3 separate regions of the Homo sapiens genome follow, and regions 2 and 3 are each linked to region 1. A link is an interaction called in ENCODE POLR2A ChIA-PET data of the cell type or tissue named here. Cell type or tissue: HepG2. All regions are shown on one strand.

The links. ChIA-PET counts read pairs that join two places held together with the same protein. Peaks named below come from ENCODE experiments on the same cell type or tissue, not always from the same donor. Only the 100,000 strongest peaks of a DNase experiment are listed, where the experiment ranks them.
Region 2: POLR2A ChIA-PET joins it to region 1 with 6 read pairs; 4 of 35 experiments call an interaction of 5 or more read pairs at or near these places.
Region 3: POLR2A ChIA-PET joins it to region 1 with 5 read pairs; 21 of 35 experiments call an interaction of 5 or more read pairs at or near these places.

The regions. Positions count from the first base shown.
Region 1 is chr14:22,963,970-22,968,969 of GRCh38, forward strand. No RefSeq gene overlaps it. Among named protein-coding and RNA genes, the nearest start is that of HAUS4, 9.4 kb to the left of the region's middle. In HepG2, no CTCF peak of the experiment used is centred here; DNase peaks (open chromatin) are centred at 690, 2,157 and 2,732.
Region 2 is chr14:22,720,639-22,725,638 of GRCh38, forward strand. The region is part of intron 1 of OXA1L-DT (OXA1L divergent transcript); the gene reads right to left. It also overlaps the pseudogene LOC100421646. Among named protein-coding and RNA genes, the nearest start is that of OXA1L-DT, 43 kb to the right of the region's middle. In HepG2, no CTCF peak of the experiment used is centred here; no DNase peak of the experiment used is centred here; H3K27me3 peaks cover 1,533 bases.
Region 3 is chr14:22,901,330-22,906,329 of GRCh38, forward strand. It overlaps RBM23 (RNA binding motif protein 23), which reads right to left. Exons shown (of 14, transcript NM_001077351.2): 5 at 4,866-5,000; 6 at 4,277-4,330; 7 at 4,007-4,124; 8 at 3,765-3,917; 9 at 3,546-3,683; 10 at 2,932-2,997; 11 at 858-1,053; 12 at 651-770; 13 at 485-554; 14 at 1-404. The coding sequence ends at 401. Among named protein-coding and RNA genes, the nearest start is that of RBM23, 15 kb to the right of the region's middle. In HepG2, a CTCF peak has its summit at 4,493; a DNase peak (open chromatin) is centred at 1,972.

The DNA.
Region 1 (5,000 bases):
TCAATCTCCTGACCTCGTGATCCGCCCTCCTTGGCCTCTCAAAGTGCTGGGATTACAGGTGTGAGCCACCATGCCTGGCCTCCTTGGATTTTAAGCTGGTGGTGACACTGTTTTATACCAAGTTGCACATGAAAGAGATATTCTCCTTTAAAAATTATATCAGAACCAGTGGGAGAAATAGAACAACTAAAGGACATTTGGAGTTTCATGCTTGGGAAGAACACACATTGTGAATTTTGAAACGCCTCCTATGATTAAGGTATTATGGCAAAAAAAGCAAAACCTTGAGAAAGTTAGCAACTTAGTAGACTTTCTATATTCCACTTATCGAAGGGAAATTTTGCTCAGTTAATTTGCAGTATGCAGCCATAGTAGCCAAGTAGATTATTCCAGCAGGGTTTCCCATGACTGAATTGCCTTATAAAAAAACCCAGGCACAGATAATTCTGAAATGGATGCATTTCTTGGGCAGCATTTCAAAACTAATTTATTGCTTTCTTCAAATGATTAATAATGGAAGGTTTGATGGGGAGGGAGCCCATCAGAATCATACAAATCATGGGATACTGACCCAAAAGTCTACAGGAGCCAGGAGGGTAAATAATGTGTGAAGGGTGCAGACTTCAGAGTGGTGGAGACTGACAAAGAAGAGACTACACCAAACAAAGGAGCAGCCATCATTCAGTCCCAGTGGACAACTGGACCTAATGCCGTAGGGTACAGAGTGATGATGGGTCCAGAGTCATGACAGAATGATTGCTGCCATGTGGGAATGGAAGCTCAGGGATGACAGATCTTCTGATTATTAAAAAAACAAACAAACAAACAAAACCTTAGAAATCCAGCTCTTCATATAAAATATCCAGATTTTTATGTGAAATTTCTGTTATAAATGTTGGCAACCAGTTTTTTTTTTTTTTATTTTATTTATTTATTTATTTATTTATTTTGAGACAGAGTTTCGCTCTGTCGCCCAGGCTGGAGTGCAGTGGCGCAATCTCGGCTCACTGCAACCTCAGCTTCCGGGGTTCAAGTAATTCTCCTGCCTCAGCCTCCCAAGTAGCTGGGGTTACAAGCTTATACCACCATGCCCAGCTAATTTTTGTTTTTTAGTAGAGACGGGGTTTCACCATGTTGGCCAGGCTGGTTTCGAACTCCTGACTTCAAGTGATCTACCTGCCTCAGCCTCCCAAAGGGCTGGGATTACAGGCGTGAGCCACCACGGCCAGTCCTTTTTTTTTTTTAAGACCGAGTTTCGCTCTTGTTGCCCAGGCTGGAGTGCAATGGCATGATCTCAGCTCACCACAACCTCCACCTCCCAGGTTCAAGTGATTCTCCTGCCTCAGCCTCCCGAGTAGCTGGGATTACAGGCATGCGCCACCACGCCCGGCTAATTTTGTATTTTTAGTGGAGACACGGTTTCTCCATGTTGGTCAGGCTGGTCTCGAACTCTCAACCTTAGGTGATCCACCTGCCTCGGCCTCCCAAAGTGCTGGGATTACAGGCGTGAGCCACCATGGCTGGCCCACGCCCAGCCTTTTTAAAATTTTTGAATAGAGATGGGGTCTTGCTATGTTGATCAGGCTGGCCTCAAGCAATCCTCCCATCTCCACCTCCCAAAGTGCTGGGATTACAAGCGTGAGGCACCATGCCTGGCCTTTTGTTTCTAATAATTACTTTGCAATTGTTGACATGTTGCTTGTAATCTTTTCAAGTCATTTTATGCATTCATTTGTCTCCCTGGCTAGACTGTGACCTCCTCAAGGACAGGGACTCTCAGTATATTTCCTTTGCTTCTCCTAATGTGTTTTTTTTTTTTTTTTTTTTTTTGAGACGGAGTCTCACTTTGTCACCCAGGCTGGAGTGCAGTGGGACCATGCTGGCTCACGGCAACCTCCGTCTCCTGGGTTCAAGCAATTCTCCTGCCTCAGCCTCCTGAGTAGCTGGGATTACAGGCGCCCACTACCACACCCGGCTAATTTTTTATATTTTTAGTAGAGATGGGATTTCACCATGTTGACCAGGCTGGTCTCAAACTCCTGACCTCAGGTGATCCACCCGCCTTGGCCTCCCAAAGTCCAAAGTGCTGGGATTACAGGCGTGAGCCACCATGCCCTGCCTCCTTTTTTTTTTTTTTTTTTTTAGACAGAGTCTTACTCTGTCACCAAGGCTGGAGTGTGGTGGCGCAATCTCAGCTCACTGCAACCTCTGTCTCCTGGACTCAAGTGATTCTCGTGCCTCAGCCTCCAGAGTAGCTGGGACTACACGAATGAGCCACCACACCCAGCTAATTTTTGTATTTTTATTAGAGACAGGGGTTTCACCATGTTGGCCAGGCCAGTCTCAAACTCCTGACCTCAAATGATCCAGTCACCTCGGCCTCCCAAAGTGCTGAGATTACAGGCGTGAGCTACTGCACCCACCCTGTTTCTCCTAGTGTGCTTTTAAAGGTACTTTGGCTACTGCTAGTCCTAATGAACAAAAAAAAACATCGGTAAGAACCAGACGTTTTCATTATTGCTGCTTGTGTTCCCCGGCTTTCCCACTAAAAGTTTCCCTAATTCTCTATCATAATGAAGTGCTTATCTCATTTACAATACGTAAACCTTTACAGTTTACTTGTGCTGTGGGAATCCCTATGAAAGGGGGTGGAAGAAGGGAGGAAGGCAAACGGCCCTTTATTGGTCTTCAAAAGTTGGAAAGTCATTATCCAGCTGTGTGACCTTGGGAAAGTGACATCATCACTCAGTTTCTATTCTTCATTCAGTAAAATGAGGTGACTGGGTTATCTCGAAAATCACATCCCACTTGGTTTGAACCGTCTAAGCCTGACTGGTATCTTTTATTAACCATCGCTCCCTGCTTGGATGGTAACCTGGTTCCCTTCCCGTGGATTAGCACTATGCTTTCCAAGTAAGGTCAATTGTAGGTGAAATGACACCCACAGTAAACAGAATTTGTCTCTGATGACTCTCCTATCATCACAGTTATTCTGGTCTAATCTATATGTCCCAGTAAAGATTTGCTCATGTTTTCAAGGTAAAACTTCAGTCCTTCACAACCAGTGCCAAGTGTGGATATTCCAGAGGCCCCTATAGAAGCAAGAAACCCATTCTTAGGTATTCCTCACTGTAAGGTAGGAGAGGGCAGAGAGAACTGAGATTGGTTAGACTCTTTTCATGGAACTTTACCATAAGGGCTCTGAATGACCCCAGACCAACTCTGGGGGCATGGGAACTTCTACATCACAAAACTAAATAACGCCTTAGCTTACCTGTTTCTTCTAATCTTATTTCAGTCCTTTGGTTCTTTTCTGTTTTTTTTTGTTTGTTTGTTTTTTGACACAGGGGTCTCACTCTGTTGCCCAGGCTGGAGTGCAGAGGCACCATCATGGCTCAGTACAGCCTCAACCTCCCAGGCTCAAGTGACCCTCCCACCTCAGCCTCCAGAGCAGCTGGAACTACAGACATACGACACCACTCCTGGCTAACTTTTTTATTTTTGTAGAGTCAGGGTCCCACTATGTGGCCCAGGCTGGTGTTGAACTCCTGGACTCAAGCGATCCTCCCACCTCAGCCTTCCAAAGTGCTGGGATTACAGGCATGAGCCACTGTGCCTGGCCATCCTTTTCCTTTTTTTTGAGATGGAGTCTCACTCTGTCACCCAGGCTGGAATGCAGTGGTGTGATCTCGGATCACTGCAAGCTCCGCCTCCTGGGTTCACGCCATTCTCCTGCCTCAGCCTCCAGAGTAGCTGGGACTACAGGCACCCGCCACCACACCCAACTAATTTTTTGTATTTTTAGTAGAGATGGGGTTTTCACCGTGTTAGCCAGGATGGTCTCGATCTCCTGACCTCGTGATCTGCCCGCCTCAGCCTCCCAAAGTGCTGGGATTACAGGCCTGAGCCACCGCACGTGGTCCCCCTTTTTTTTGAGACAGAGTCTTGCTCTGTCGCCCAGGCTGGAGTGCAGTGGCCTGATCTTGGCTCACTGCAAGCTCTACCTCCCGGGTTCAAGCGATTCACCTGCCTCAGCCTCCCGAGTAACTGGGACTACAGGTGCCCGCCACCACGCCCAGCTAATTGTTGTATTTTTAGTAGAGATGGCATTTCACCATGTTGGCCAGGCTGGTCTCGAACTCCTGACCTCAGGTGATCTGCTGGCCTCGGCCTCCCAAAGTGCTGGGATTACAGGCGTGAGCCACTGCACCCGGCCCCTTTTCCTCTTTTTATTCCCTTCTTTATAGGTACAGTCTGAAGGTTCTCATCCAGCTGGCTTTATGTGCTTGGAAGTAGGTCTTTCTCTACATCCTCCTTGACTGAGGACAGTCTCCAGCCTGATTATAAATGGCATCTTACCATTTCCCTGGTCCTGAGAGAGCTCCAAGTGGTGGAGGGGAAGATACTCTCTAAGGAGTAAGGCAGAGAGAAAACCATCACCAGATTTATTTATTTTTTTTATTTTTTTTATTTTTTGAGATGGAGTCTTGCTCTGTTGCCCAGGCTGGAGTGCAGTGGCACGATCTTGGCTCACTGCAAGCTCCGCCTCCCGGGTTCATGCCATTCTCCAGCCTCTGCCTCCCGAGTAGCTGGGACCACAGGCACTCACCACCACGCCCGGCTAATTTTTTTGTATTTTTTAGTAGAGACAGGGTTTCACCGTGTTAGCCAGGATGGTCTTGATCTTCTGACCTCATGATCCACCCACCTCGGTCTCCCAAAGTGCTGGGATTACAGGTGTGAGCCACTGCGCCCGGCTTTTTTTTTTTTTTTTCTTTGAGACGGAGTCTCGCTCTGTCGCCCAGGCTGGAGTGCAGTGGCATGATCTCGGCTCACCGCAAGCTTCACCTCCCAGGTTCACGCCATTCTCCTGCCTCAGCCTCCCGAGTAGCTGGGATTACAGGCTCCCACTACCACGCCTGACTAATTTTTTGTGTTTTTAGTAGAGATAGCGTTTCACCATGTTGGCCAGGCTGGTCTCAAACTCCTGACCTCAGGTG
Region 2 (5,000 bases), 240 kb before region 1:
TCTTTTAGAGAAGGAATCAGTTGAATAAATAAAGCTGAATTAAGAGATCTCAGCCAGGCACAGTGGCTCACGCCTGTAATCCCAACACTTTGGGAAGCCAAGGCAGGCGGACCAAAAGGTCAAGAGATTGAGACCATCCTGGCCAACATGGTGAAACCCCGTCTCTACTAAAAATACAAAAATTAGCTGGGCGTTGTGGCATACACCTGTAGTCCCAGCTACTTGGGAGGCTGAGGCAGGAGAATCGCTTGAACATGGGAGGCGGAGGTTGCAGCAAGCCGAGATTACGCCACTGCACTCCAGCCTGGGTGACAAAGAGAGACTCCATCTCAAAAAAAAGAAAAAAGAGAGAGAGAGATCTATCTTAGGGAAAAAATAAGTTAGATACTTCATATTTTAAACTGAAATTAATTCAAAATGAATTAAACAGATAAACATAAAACATGAACGAGAAGAAAAGTTTAGGTAGAAAATTATCTTATTTAAGGTGTGTAGAGTTGTTTTAATGGAAAAAATATGAAAAAATAAATGTAAATTTGGCTATGTAAAGTTTTTAAAGTTCTTTAAGTCAGAGAAAAATAATGTAATGGCCATATGCAGTTTCTACCTGCCTAGCATCCATTACCCATTCTTACCCTAATAGGATCCTGATTTTTCTCAAGAAAGCCCCTTTCCATTCTCAGTCTATGTAGCCCAGGTGGCACTGACTTCATTCTCAATGAATCAGAGCACGACCATGGTTATTGGCTTAGGGATGGCCTCACAACCATCTAATCAGGCCAATGAGACGAAATGAGTCAATTCAGAGACACTTATGAGAACTGATGGGAGAGAGGCTCTCTCTCTCTCTGAACTTGAAACTGGGAGAATGTAGACCTGAAAAAAGTAAAAACCACTTTCCAAATCATTTTAAGAGGCTAACAAAACCTTGATATCAAAACTGAAAAGGACATGACAGTAAAGAAAAATTACAAACGAATCTTTCTCACAAACATAGCTACAAAAATCCTAAATATCAGCATACTGAATGAAATGATACACAAAAAAAATAATGCATCTTGCAGGCATGGTGGCTCACGCCTGTAATCCCAGCACTATGGGAGGCTGAGGCAGGTGGATCATGAGGTCAGGAGATCGAGACCATCCTGGCCAACATGGTGAAACCCTGTCTCTACTACAAATACAAAAATTAGCTGGGCATGGTGACATGCACCTGTAGTCCCAGCTACTCGGGAGGCTGAGGCAGGAGAATTGCTTGAACCTGGGAGTTGGAGGTTGCAGTGAGCCAAGACTGTGCCACTGCAGTCCAGCCTGGTGAGAGAGTGAGACTCCATCTCAAAAAAAAAAAAATAGTTCTTTGCTGGTGCAGTGGTTTGCACCTGTAGTCCTAGCTACTAGGGAGGCTGAGGCAGCATGATCACTTGAGTCCAGGAGTCCAAGGCTGTATTTCACTAAGATCTAGCCTGTGAATAGCCACTTCTCTCCAGCCTGGGAAATAGAGCAAGACCCCATCTCTAAAAATAAAAATAAAAAAAAGAAATAACTCTTTATCACACTCTTAAGTTAAAGAAATATTTGTAATCTATTAAAGAGCAACTATAGAAACCTATAGCAAACATCATACTTTGTCGTAAAATGTTGAAAGATTACCTTCTGAGATCAGGAATAAATCACCATGCTATCACCCACTTCTACTGTACTACAGTTGCTATCCAATGCATTATAGCAAGAAAAAGAAATTAAAGGACTAAGTATTGAGAATGGAAGAAATAATGCTATTATTATCACCACTGATATGCTCTTGGAATTAATAATTTCAATTGATACAAGTTCAGTCCACAAAAAAAAGCTTTGTTTTATATATCAGCAAAAAATAGTTAGAAAATTAAAATGTTTATTTGTTAGTCCATTCTCATACTGCTATAAAGAAATTCCAGAGACTGGGTAATTTATAAAGAAAATAGGTTTAATTGGCTCACAGTTCCACAAGCTGTACAGGAAGCATGGCAGCATCTGCTTCTAGGAAGGCCTCAGGGAGCTTTGATTCATGGTGGAAGGCAAAGGAGGAGCAGGCATCTTGCATGGCAGGAGCAGGACCGAGGGCAGGGGGAGGTGCCACACACTTTCAAACAATCAGATCTCATGAGAACTCACTATTGTGATGACAGCACCAAGGGAGATGGTGTTAAACCGTGAGAAACTGCCCCCATGATCCAATCACCTCCTATCAGGCCCCACCTCCAACACTGGAGACTACAATTGAACATGAGATTTGGGCAGGGACATATCCAAACTATGTCAGTTTAGGAGCTAAGTGCAGTGGCTCACACCTGTAATTCCAGCTACTCAAGAGGATGAGGAAGGCTGAGCATGGTGGCTCACGCCTGTAATCCCAGCACTTTGGGAGGCCGAGGCAGGTGGATTGTGAGGTCAAGAAATTGAGACCATCCTGGCCAACATGGTGAAACCCCGTCTCTATCAAAAATATTAAAAAATTAGCCAGGTGTGGTGGCATATACCTGTAATCCCAGCTACTTGGGAGGCTGAGGCAGGAGAATTGCTTGAACCTGGGAGGCAGAGGTTGCAGTGAGCCGAGATTGTGTTACTGCACTCTAGCGTGGGTGACAGAGCGATACTCCCTCTCAAAAAAAAAAAAAAAAAAGAGGATGAGGAATGAGGATCACTTAGGGCCAGGAGTTTGAGACCAGCCTGAGCAACATAGCAGGAACCTGTCTCTAAAACAATTTTTAAAAATTAGCCAGCAGTGGGGACAATCAGTGACAGCAGGTGGTCTCTAAGCCCAGTTGCCGCCTAATCTTTCCCTAACTTTGGGTGCTACCTTTAGAGGGGACAATTGTGGGCAGAGAAGCTGCATCTAGATGGCTGTGAGAGGCAGGAGGGGTTCCTGGGGGCTCAGCTGGCTCTGCAGGGGAACAGGGGATAGGAGTCAGGATTGTCCAGGAGGGTGGCCAGTAAGGTAAGAGGTTACCTTACTGAGAGGTTACCAGAATAGGGCTCCTACCTGAGCTCCACACCTGCAGGGCCCCAGGCAGGACCTCCCTAGTGGTAGCTTCCACAGCTACAGGGCAAGTGAAGCAGGAGGGGCAGAGCTGATCTTGCTTGTCTGAAGGGCTTGAAGCCAGCACCCCTGGGCACGGGCTGTGAAACCAAGGAGCAGCCTGTGGAACCCCCATCATCCACCCTCTACAGAGGGCTCATAGAAAAAATTGTAATGTTCCTCCCAGCTTCTCCCTCTATCCACTTTTGAACAGAGTAGATTGCCTTGCTAGGCCCAGAGCCAACTTTGACAAGAAGCGGTCAGGCTGAATCTTCAACCCATAGCAGAGCAAGGTCCCCCTGGCCACCCAGAAATTCAGCACTCTGGACAACACAAAGAGGAAGCATTTACTGGCACCTTTTCCTCCACCCATTTCTGTACTAATAGAAATTTCTGTGAGGATGGAAATGTTCTATGTCTGCATGATCCAATGTGGTAGCCCCTAGTCACATGTGACTGTTGGGTACCTCAAGTGTGGCTAGTGCAACTGAGGAAATGAAATTTTAACTTTATTTAATTGTAATGTCTTTTCCTAAATGACAAAGATTTGTTTTTATGTTATGGGTGCTGTGAATCATTACAAGATCACATTTCTCTCTGTGCTGGCTGCTAGGAAGCTTGTCAGTTTTGGATCCTATGGTTGCAAGAGTATATAGCCTCATGGCATGCGCCTTTAATATAACCTCATTCTCAGCTTCCTTTTATTTTTACTTTTTCCCATTGCCCTGCTTAATTTTTTATCTTGTCAATGTGGTAAGCCTTGAATCCTTTGTGCTGGGATAACAGGTGTGAGCCACCACGCCTCCTGGCCCTAGAATGAAATTTTTAACTCAAAACTAAACTATAAGCTATTTATAGGAGGTAAAAGGATGAAAAAATATATACTAGAAAAACGTTAACTAAAAAAATCGGCATACGTTTATTAATATTAGGTAAAATAGACTTTAAAGCCAAAAATAGCATTATGAAGATGAGGAGGATCATTGCTTGAAGGGGTGGGTTGCCCCTCCACACCTGTGGGTGTTTCTCGTTAGGTGGAACGAGAGACTTGGAAAAGAAAAAGACACAGAGACAAAGTATAGAGAAAGAAATAAGGGGACCCAGGGAACCAGCGTTCAGCATATGGAGGATCCCGCCAGCCTCTGAGTTCCCTTAGTATTTATTGATCATTAGTGGGTGTTTCTCCGAGAGGGGGATGTGTCACAGTCACAAGACAATAGTGGGGAGAGGGTCAGCAGACAAACACGTGAACAAAGGTCTTTGCATCATAGACAAGGTAAAGAATCAAGTGCTGTGCTTTTAGATATGCATACATATAAATATCTCAATGCTTTACAAAGCAGTATTGCTGCCCGCATGTCCCACCTCCAGCCCTAAGGCGGCTTTTCCCTATCTCAGTAGATGGAACGTACAATCGGGTTTTATACCGAGACATTCCATTGCCCAGGGACCAGCAGGAGACAGATGCCTTCCTCTTGTCTCAACTGCAAGAGGCATGCCTTCCTCTTATACTAATCCTCCTCAGCACAGACCCTTTATGGGTGTCGGGCTGGGGGACGATCAGGTCTTTCCCTTCCCATGAGGCCATATTTCAGACTATCACATGGGGAGAAACCTTGGACAATACCTGGCTTTCCTAGGCAGCGGTCCCTGCGGCCTTCCACAGTGTTTGTGTCCCTGGGTACTTGAGATTAGGGAGTGGTGATGACTCTTAACCAGCATGCTGCCTTCAAGCATCTGTTTAACAAAGCGCATCTTGCACCGCCCTTAATCCATTTAACCCTGAGGTGACACAGCACATGTTTCAGAGAGCACGGGGTTGGGGGTAAGGTCATAGATTAACAGAACCTCAAGGCAGAAGAATTTTTCTTAGTACAGAACAAAATGGAGTCTCCTATGTCTACTTCTTTCTACACAGACACAGCAACAATCTGATCTCTCT
Region 3 (5,000 bases), 63 kb before region 1:
TGACAGACTAAAGGTTAAAGGTACAGGAAAAGGAGAGAGGTCAGTTCCTTCAGTATGCCCTATGGCCTTCCCAATGGGGGAGAAATTGAGGAATCACTAAGGTGTTGGAAAGGGCAAGAAGGTAATCTCAGAGACGATACACATGGAGAAACAGGTATTCAATGCAGGTGTGGATTCTGTTCTCTTCAACTGGTGGCTTTGCTCAGCAGAGTCCATTTCCAGTGGGACCATGGGCAGGAGCTTTTCTTGGTATCTTAAGGGTGGCCCCAATTTCCTCAGAGACAATGTCCATGCCCTCAGGATGGCTTGGTCCACAAAATGGAGAAATGGGGCCATGGAAGAGTAGATGTGAAGTGGCAGGATCCAGAGGCACAAGGAGGCAGTATACTGTGCCACTGATTTACCTGTGGAAAGAAGAGGTAAATGGGAAGCCAAAGGAAAGAGAATAATCAAAGGCTAGAATGAGCTAGACCCTGAGACTCACATGGTCTGGGGGGTAAAGAGGCTGGAGAGCTGGAAACACTGGGAGGCAAGGTTCAGGGCTGGACTCAGAGCTAGAACAAAGACAGGCAGAGTGAGTGAGCAAGCACCGCGCACTCCTTCTTTCCAGACCCCCAAACCTTCCCTTCCTTTCCCATGTCCAAGACTACCAGTCAGAGCTGCTGGATTCAGGGCCCCCAAGGGAACTGCTCCATTCAGTTGCAAGGCAGCAGCCTGGGCGGCGGCGGCAGCAGCAGCAGCAGCAGTGCTTGGCAGTTGGATTCCAGCGCCTAAAAGGAAAAGAAAAGGTGGGATTAAGCCCCAACCCTTCATCTAAAATTCAACCCCATAATCTTCACCTTGCGGAGATATTTTACCTTCTGCCAGTTTTGCCATGAGCTGAAAACGTCCACCTGCTGATCCCAGATCCAGCTCCTGGTCCCCATCAGGAAAAGTGATGTCTGTGCCACCATCCAGTCGCTCAGTCACATGGCCAACCCTCATAGGTCGACCAGCAAGCTCAAACCCATTCAACTGTTCCAGGGCCCGCCGGGCACACTCAGAATCAGAGAACTATGAGAAACCCAGGCCATGTTAGTCACCTACTCACCAAAGACATGCTCTCAAAGACCCAGTAACACTCCCTAGTCCTACTATCCCAGGAAAATTGTATGCTCACTGAGGTACAAACTTTTCTTTCCCAGAAAATATGACCTAGGCCCATCACCTCAAAATGGTTCTCTGAAAAGGACCTTTTCCAATGGACTCAATGGCAGTCACTTTTCAATCTTTCAGCTCCATTAAGAATCTAACAATGCAAAATTTTATTATTGTAGGAAACCTAGCCTGACAAGTTATTTCACAAATGGGTATATCAAATGGAAGACAAGCTAAGAACAAGGCTCCTGGGCTTTTAATTCAGTTCTCTATCCTAGTAAGTTTTAGTCTTTTTTTTTTTTTTTTTTTTTTTTTTTTGAGACGGAGTCCCACTCTGTCACTCTGTCACTGAGGCTAGAGTGCAGTGGCACCATGTCAGCTCACTACAACCTCCATCTCCTGGGTTCAAGCAATTCTCCTGCCTCAGCCTCCCGAGTAGCTGGAATTACAGGCACCCACCACCATGCCCAGCTAGTTTTTTTATTTTTATTTTTTAGTAGAGATGGGGTTTCACCACGTTGGTCAGGCTGGTCTCGAACTCCTGACCTCAGGCGATTCACCCACCTTGGCCTCCCAAACTGCTGGGATTACAGGTGTGAGCCACCGCGCCTGGCCAAATTTTAGTTAAGTACTAGGAATCTGGAACTCCTAATTCCAGGCTTAAGAGGGAACACACCCTAGTGCTGACAGCAAGGCAGAACCCACACCCCCACATACACACAAGAGCTGTTGACTAAGTGACCTGCTGACCAGAAGGCCTTTACTCTCTAGTCCCTTTTATCAGCAGCACCCAGCAACACACTGGTACAAAGAGGATTCCCAGTCTGCTGTTTGTTTAAGTGTCAAGGTTGTTGACCCAAAAGGCAACAATGCAAGGGCAAAAATGCCCCACAGAAGCCTTTCCATATCTCAGTCACACAGAGAGCGAGAAAAGGTTACAAAAGTTACTTGCCACCACAGAATTGTCAACACCACAGCTAGCTTGTTTAGCTAGCTAGCAGCATTACCTGCCTTAGGGCCTGGCATGTGGTACTGACAGTTCCTAGGCAGGTGTTATACATGGCTTGCCTTTACTGGATATTTTTGAGGTGAGCAATTCCAATGACAGAATACAACCTACTGCCCTCTGCCCTGTGGGTCACTGTGGGAGTGTATGCTGCCTGGTTTAAGCCCAGAAAATACAAGCTTCTATCAGACTTTGTGGCTGGCAGCCAGTTCTCAGCCTGGAGTCACATGGGGCTGGAAGAACCAGTTATAGGAATTGGCAACCATTTTGTTGGAATGTCAGGAAAAGGTGAAGCTTGCCCATAATTAGGTGGCCTCACTATTCTCCCCATAGTGCTACGTTAATAACTGATCCTTCTCGGTGCAGAAATTGCTTCAAATGGGGTAGCACCAGAGGGAAGTATAATTTCCTATTCCCATCCCTGTTATGAGAAACATCAATTCTATAAAGCATGTCTTTAAAAGCCCATACCTAACCTCCCTCACACCCCCAACCTTTTAGCTGCAGCCTGGTTACTATTACCCAAAGAGCCAAGTTGCAGCACCAGGGAAGCTGGGTGAACTCCTGAACACCCCCATACCAGGGCCACTGACAGAGTGTAGGAGCAAAGCCAAGATCTCAAGCAATGCACTCATCTCAAGGGGTAGAAGGCTAGTCCAAGCTTCAGGCACCAGGGTTTATGGGTCATTTAGACAGTTCCTAAAGGAGGAGGATGAAGCTAAGCTGCAAAATCAGACAAGTGGACAAACCCAAAGTAAAATAAAAAAATTAAAAGACTAGAGACTCACCGTGATGAAACCATAACCTTTAGAGCGGCCTGTATCTGAGTCCTTCATCAGGACAATATTATCAATCTGTAGAAGAGTGAGAAATTATCAGTAAACTTTTGACTAGCCCACATCTTCAATCTTTCCTACCCAGACTGCTTTTTTTTTTTTTTTGAGACAGAGTCTCAAAAAGTCTCACCCACTCCAGCCTGGGTGACAGAGTGAGACCTTGTCTCGGAAAAAAAAAGATTAGTCAGTAGAAATATTTTGGTAAAAGGTGGACTTTTTTTTTTTTTTCCGAGGCTCACTACAGCCTTGACCTCCCAGGCTCAAGTGACCCTCCCACCTCAGCCTCTCGACTAGTTGGGACTATAGGCGTGCACCACCACATTGGCTAATTTTTGTATTTTTTAATCTTTCTTAACCTGGCCTATTATTTGATTTGTGTCTAACTTATTTGTCCACCAAGCACATGAACAGAGATGGAGCCAAACTTTCACAGCATAGACTCATATGCCCACTATGACGTATGCAGCAGGTTAATCACGGCCAGGCACAACAGAGAAGTACACTCAAACACTCACCCTCCCCACTTCTTCCAATTCCCTTCAGAGGTTTCTCTCACTTCTACTCACTTTACCAAAGGGCTCAAAGATGCCCCGGAGCATGTCTTCAGTGATATTGAAGTGCAGGGAACCCACATAGAGGCGCATTGGTCCACCATTGCCCTTTTGCAGGTTGTTGGCCATGGCTGCCAGTCGGTTTTTCTCTGCCTGGGGAAGGAGGAAATGATGGGTCATGTCCCACATTCCCTCTCCCCTTAAAATCTTATGTCTGTTTCTCAGCCTGCTCACCTGTGAAGCCTGTACAATGATAGGCACTCCCAGCAACCGCTGCCCAGTCAGCCCAATGGCCAGTGGCACAGACTGGATTTCACAGAATTCCACGTAGGCAATGCCCTTAGAACGACGTGAGTTCCGATCTGAGATGATACGTACATCGCGAACCTATCCAGGACGCAAAAGAAATCCTGAGTTAGGCATAAAGGGAGATACAAGCTAAGCTACTCAGAAGAAAACTAAGGTGGGAGGGTTACCTTGCCTACAGCAGAGAAAAAGTCCTCCAGATCTCGAGGCCGAATTCGGGCAGCTAACTGCATACAGAAAACTGTGCGGGCATCACGCTCCTCAGGACTCAGATTATCAACTGGCTCCCTGAAGAGTGAAATGTGTTGAGACCAGCCCTCCCAATACCTGGTCATTGTTCTCCAGCTAACCCTCAAGTATTACACATTCCTGTAATTTGGCTCAAATAACCTTTTATTCATACCTCACAATCCCTAAAACAGTGTTCATTATCAACCCACCTGACTGGGCTCTTCTCTCTGAAATGAGGACTCTTACTGTGTCCATACCTATAACTAAAGAATAGAGAAAAACAAAAGGTGAAACCTTATTCTCATTGGTCCAATGCTGGGTCTTCCATGGTGAGAAAACCAGATTCCAGTACTTCATCTCATTGTTTTTTTAAGACAGGGTTTCCGCTGTCACCCAGGCTGGAGTGCAGTGGCGCCATCTCGGGTCACTGCAACCTTTGCCTCCCAGGCTCAAGCAATCCTCCCACCTCAGCCTCCTTGTGTGGCTAGGATTACAGACACACATGACCATATCTAGCTCATTTTTGCATTTTTTGTAGAACCAGGGTTTCGCCATGTTGTCCTGGCTGGTCTTGAATTCCTGAGCCCAAGTGATCTTCTGGCCTCAGTCTCCCAAAGTGCTGGGATTACAGGCATGAGCCACCACACCAGTAAATTTTGAATACCAACCCTTTCTGTGCCTGAGTATCCTGCCAATCACAATGTGTTATAATAAGCACCCTCAAGCAGGGTTCATAGTGCATTTGTTGTTTTATCCAGATTATTATACAAAAGTGAATCTATTAGCAAAAAGTGATACCCAGTGGCAAGTGGAGGACTCCTGTAATGCACACGATCCTCACGACGATGGTCCCGACTTCGCGACTCACTACCATGTCGACGATCCCAGCTACGGCTACGGTGACGACACTGCCGACCTGGACTTCGGCTCCGA